Regions from separate parts of the Mus musculus genome. Here region 2 is linked to region 1. The links are chromatin loops, found by intact Hi-C in ENCODE. Cell type or tissue: gastrocnemius. All regions are shown on one strand. Each heading gives the region's core, and the rest is flanking DNA. Links, peaks and the distances in the headings are about the cores only. Region 1 overlaps Xdh (xanthine dehydrogenase). Region 2 overlaps Gm30983 (a long non-coding RNA gene).

Region 1 (2,916 bases), core at 304-2,803:
GACCCTACCCACCCTCAGCAGGATAGTGAACCATGACCTGAGAAAATGTTTCATCAGATACAAGTTATGGTTTTCCTTCCTCAGAGACACAGGACTACATTGCTAAGCTAGGTTGATTCTTAACCATGGTCTGTGCTTTTTGTGGATAGGAATAAAGGAAGCTCTCTGTGCACAATTCCCCAGGCTTGTTAGCAAGGCTTTAAGGTTGGATCTCAATAACCAGCGGGGATGACAGGATGGATTGGAAGACACTCCCCTCCTCTGCAGCGAAATTGCATATTCTCACAAGAACATAGAGGTGCCGTATCTATGAAATCATCTCTGAGGATCAAGGACCGTGATTGTATGACAGAGAGCAGCATAGATCAGACTTTGATCCATAGGATTTGCTTAAGAAATCTCTCTGAGGCTCCCTATAGGAGCCAGCTTCAGCCAATATGATCAAGATGTGTTCTCCTGAGCCCGATTCCTTTGGTTCTCAGCTCTGCTGCCTTACCAAGGTCAGTGCCAATCCCCTTCCTTCTTTTGGAGGGATCCCTGGCAGACCCACTAGGCAGGTGACTGAAACTCCTTCTCCCCTGCAGTGGTCTCCCTTCCTAAAGTTTAGAAGGCAGCACAGAGCCACCGTACCTTGGATGCATAGATGGCCCTCTTGTTGGGGCAGTCGCGGAGCAGGGATACTCTGAACTCAATGGGGATGCTGCCAAATGCAGGGATCTTGTAGGTACTGGGGCCACGAGTGTGCAGGCTCCCCTCGGGAGAGTAGTGCAGCTCCTCCATGGTGAAAAGACCAAGACCCTGGACAAATGCCCCTTCTACCTGCAGGACAGAAGGTTATCATGGTTACCACCTCCCCTCCAGTCCCCAGGACAGATACTGATGACTACCATGGATGTAAAACCTGACCTAGAGTGGGACCTGGAAGGGGCCAGTTCCTACCTGGCTCTTGCCACAGGACCAAGGCCTCCCTATTGGATTGTCACTGAACTTGGTCTCAAGCAGAGCATCCCTCTGTTCAGAATGTGTCGGCAGAGTGGTAGATACCATTTCTCACTAAAACCTGCCACTGTGCGGATGGAGATGTTGTCTCCGTCTCGACACTAGTGATCCAACACCAGGACACAAGCTCATGGGAGGGATTTCATTTCTGGAGTAGTCAATCCTTTGAAATTTACCTCCAGCCTCATTGGGTTCCCACCCTTGTCTGTCCTGCTATGACTTACAGATCTAGAGCATCCACTACACTATGTTGGTCCCCATCCGTTCTCCCATCCCTACTCAGAAGAGTGATATGTGGCACTGCCAGAGCTGAACAAACACAAGAGGGCACTGTTGATAATCTTTGTATCCATAGTACTTGATGCAATGCCTGCCTACAGAGGGCATTCCCCAAGCAGACCAACTGAGTGTGTGTGTGTGTGTGTGTGTGTGTGTGTGTGTGTGTGTGTGTGTTGACTAAAGAGTAGATTAGCCTTTTGTATATTTTCCAAGTGTACTCATATTTTCTACCAGATGCATCTGTCTCAAATTGTGACTCCTCCCTCTCGTCTTCTCCAGCTTGACCTATTCTATGAATCCCATATTTGGGATATTCATAGAAAAATGGTTTTCATTTGGGAAGTTCTTTTCCTACTCATGGTTGAGCTCACGCCTTTTGGCGGATCCCTCTACCACCCCAGTCTTGTTACCATTTTCGTCCTAGAGAGTAGTTTATCTAATCGCTGGGTCAGTGGGCAATGGGGAGGCAGCCAGTTCTTCTGAGCTCAGACCCTACTGCTTAAGCATCAATACCAGTCTCTATTGCCCTTCCCCACTGTGCTTATTCCCAGGTACTCGAATACTCCCCTCCCTTCCCTCCTCTCCCTTCCTTCTATCCCTCCTCTCTTACTCCCTCCCCCTTTGTCCTCTGTGTGTGTGTATATGTGTGTACAAGTGTGTGTGTGTGTGTGTGTGTTACATGTGAGCATCCAATGGTTCCTCACACACTATACTGGTGCCTGGGGCATGTGGCTTCCCTTTCCAGGTTAATCTATGTTTATTTGTTTTCTGCATTGAGAGTTGGATGGATGATCATCAACCTAACTCTTACTCAAAATGAGGTTCCCCAAGTACTATGCTCTGGCCTGCTTAAAAACAATGACATGTTGTGTAGCTGTTGATCTTCAGTTATCAGGGTGGGGATGGGCACATTGCTGGCCTATTTATTCTGTTACCACCCTGATCTCCCATACACCTTACCTGTCCGATATCAATGGCAGGATTCAAGCTGGAACCAACATCCATGACGATATCTGTACGGAGATTCTGTGGATGGAAGATAGTTTGAGAAGAATAGAATACCTGAAATCCCACAGTGTGCTTTGATAACTCCTAGATTGTAAATCCCAATTCAAATACCATGTTCACAAGCACAAAGCCCTAAGCAGGTGGACACAGGGATCCCCACCACATATGGATGGCCATATCAAAGCTGACATTTGAGATCTTAGCAACCGAGTTAAATGCAGATCAGAGCTGATCTCGCCACACATCCACAAATGAGTGGTAAGAGAAGGTCTCCAGGGACTAGGGCTTTGAACCTGAGTCTGGGCAGATCTGCGAGAAATCAGTCAATAAAGTATATTGTGGCTGAATCCAAAGCATGCTTGGTTAATAGAGCCTGTAAGATAATAGCCACATTATTAAATAGCTGAGGGGCTGAGGATATAATTTAGCTGGTTGAGTTCTGGCCTTGTATGCATGAGTCCCTGGGTTTACTCGCCCAAATAAGAAAAAAAATCTAAAAATAAATGACTGAAAAAAATATAGGAAGAAGATACTTGTGGCACAGAAAAAAAAAACTATCTTCAGTTTAAACTTCAGTGGGCGGAAGTAGTCGTTTATGGAGCAGAGTCCCACACCATCCCACACGGCGGC
Region 2 (2,916 bases), core at 141-2,640, 79 kb after region 1:
GAAAAAAAATCTAAGTAAATCTAAACTTGAAGAGGGCAGAACAGTTTTTGGTAGGGAAAGACTCAGTATGGACTTATGCTAAAGAGACAGGCAGAATTATTATTTTTTTTTTAAGAAATCCAGTCCCATTGTAGGGGAGCCTCTCATGTTACACTGGGGGGACAGGAAAGTGTTTCCTCAGGATCACCACACAGAAAGTGATGTCTCCGAGATCCAAGGAGGCTGCGGTACACCTCAAGGTAAAAACAGAATTAAGCAATGTAAGAGTTAGCCGCTTGGTACTGGTTTGTAAATCATAGAATACAGAAGTCAGGTGTTGCTTGAAGAACAGTTGAGGCCAGGAAACTTTGACAAGATTGGAATCCCCCCCCCCCAAAAAAGAGCCTCAAAGGCTCTCACATGAAACTGTGACTGCAAAGCCTAAGCTGTAATAAGACCCCAGAATACTGTAGATGCCAGGACTGGGGAATGGCCACCAAGGAGAACTATAGGTACGGAGTGGAGCTGACTTAATCCTAAAAGAAAATATCCATCGGATATAGGGAGCAGAGCTGGAAGGGTGAAGCTGCCCAGGCCCTTAGGGTTCTGAGAGATTTTATTGTTAGCCCCAGATACTGATCACCAAAGCCACAAAATTTGTTGTTCTCCCTACAAAATTTTGGAGTTGCTTTGGTATGAGTGTTCATTTGCTATACCCTGTTCTTCCCTTCTGGAATGAGAGTCTTGATTCTGTGCCATCATATGTTGAAAGTATTTAAATTATTTTGATGTGATAGGATTTCAAATAAAAGGATTTGGACTTTTAAAGTGTTATACTTGTTAAAGACTATGGGAACACTCACGGTAGGACTCCATTTTTTACGATGAGATAGCTTACGAACAAGGAATTAAAGGTTATGGCTTCGAGTAATGTGTTTTTGTATCAAGTTGGCAAGGGGTGGAGTTATGATGATGATTTTTAATTGTCTGTGTAACAATTAAAAGGAAAAGTAAGAACTATTATTTCCCACACTTCAGGCCTGAGCTTGATAGAATCCTATATTTTTGAAAACACTAGTTTCTCTTTTAAAATGTCTCCACAATGCCTCCTCCTCTCCCTCCTCCTCCTCCTCTTCCACCTCGTCACCATCTTCTCTCTCTCTCTCTCTCTCTTTCTCTCTCTCTCCTTCTCTCTCTTTCTCTCTCTTAAAGAAATGGGTTTCACTGTGATATTTTCAAGCAATTATATTATTATACTTTGTGTTTATAACTGAGTGGCTCACAGAGGCACTGGCAACAACTCAGTACAGAGATGCAGCCAGCACTGGATTTGAGCCAGGGGGAAGAATCGAGGAGGAAACCCTCAGAGCTGCAAAAACAAAGCAGCCACTGCCCTCAACAGGAATCTGGGGACAAGGAAGTGAGTTCCACTAAAAATAGACTCACTCACCAGAAGTGCTGGTTTAAGAGAAACCGCTTTCCAGAAAGGGTTGGGCCCTGTGGGTGTTAGTCAGGGTTCATGACTCCATCCAAATGATGATTGGTGGAACACTCCTAAAGGGGGTTGGGAACAGAAGTCACTAATGGAAATGGGGTGGGCTAGAAATTATGTGCACAGGGATAAAAACTGGACATGTGAGAAATTGGTCCAGCTAGAGGATGAGGAAGGCAGCAGATGGGACCTTGCCCACTGCTGTGGCCTACTGGTCTCTTGTTGCATGATTCCAGATTGTCTGCCCCAGAATTTGTGAGTCATTTGTGGGGAGAAAAAAAAATGGTCATTTTGAGAATGGTTAAAACCAAGGGCTGGTCCACCCATCTCCATCAAAAGCCTCAGAGAGTAGTACAACGCTTCCCACTTCCCAGCCTGGAGGAGCTACTGTATCTGCAGGAGAGTGACCCCTTCCCCTTTCCAAAACCCTTCTGCTTCCCCTTGTCCCTCTAGGAACACAAAAGTTCCCTCCTGTGGACAGAAGGTATGAAATCTGTCAGTGACTTTCACACTTGTAGAATGAGTTGGTACATCCCTCCTCAAGTCCAGCTCCCCAGAGCCTAAGAACAAGACGAGGGAATCAGATATCACCGCCACCAAGTAGCTAATTAGCATATTATAATTTAAAGCATCAGTTTCACATGCCCAGCACCCTCCCTCTACTTCACTAAGGACCTGCAGCTCTGCCTCCTTTTGGCTACCATCCATGGATGAGAAGGGGAATGAACGGGGGTGGGAGGGGAATGAAGAGAGGATTGTATACAGGATGGGTAGACACTATTCTGGAAAAACAGAACTCAGATAGGCTATTCGTGTTCCTACCAGGAGCTCCTCATAGACAGCTGTCATGAGTCCTGAAAGGCCCAGTACAGGCACCAGCTGAGAATTAGTCACCCACAAAGTTGACGGGCTAGCTTAAGAACAGACTCTGTGACGGCAGGCTGGAGCAAGAAGTGGCACTGTCTGATCTGTGAGGGCCAGTGGGTGCCTTAGCATGCTCCCTAATTATGATGTTCTTGCTGTCTTGAGAAAGAGACAATTAGTTCTAGAAAGAGCTCTGGGGAGAAGAGTCTTGCAGCTGGTTTAACCTCTGCTGGAGCACCCTAGTATTTAGGCAGATGTTAGGTGATGGCTGTGGGTATCTGAGGAGACTCCCTAGCTTGGTCTTATGGGCAGGGCTAGTGCCTTGAATGATGCACGTCCCTTGCAGGCATTTGTATCCTGCTACAGTCTCTCATGGTAGATTGGAAGTCAAAAGGCGGGGGAAACACTTGCTACCATGATTCCCACAACTTGCCCCCATCATCCTTGTAAGAAGCAATTCTTGCCACAAAGAAACTATTTTCAAGAGACTTGGAGGGGGGAAATATCCTCTTATTAGCAGGCCAATAGGAAGAGCTATCAAGAAAAGGGTCCTCGAATAAGAGTCAGAGAAGACAATAATA

The links. Peaks named below come from ENCODE experiments on the same cell type or tissue, not always from the same donor. Only the 100,000 strongest peaks of a DNase experiment are listed, where the experiment ranks them.
Region 2: it touches region 1 in a loop (2.0-fold over the local background); 3 of 42 quality-filtered maps call a loop at or near these places.

Annotation. Positions count from the first base shown.
Region 1 is chr17:73,890,481-73,893,396 of GRCm38, forward strand. Xdh (xanthine dehydrogenase) reads right to left here. Exons shown (of 36, transcript NM_011723.3): 33 at 2,239-2,304; 34 at 631-819. Among named protein-coding and RNA genes, the nearest start is that of Xdh, 58 kb to the right of the region's middle. In gastrocnemius, for the core only: a CTCF peak has its summit at 1,296 (motif pointing right); a DNase peak (open chromatin) is centred at 1,340.
Region 2 is chr17:73,969,162-73,972,077 of GRCm38, forward strand. The region is part of intron 5 of Gm30983 (a long non-coding RNA gene); the gene reads right to left. Among named protein-coding and RNA genes, the nearest start is that of Gm30983, 13 kb to the right of the region's middle. In gastrocnemius, for the core only: a CTCF peak has its summit at 1,385; a DNase peak (open chromatin) is centred at 1,318; H3K27ac peaks cover 2,500 bases.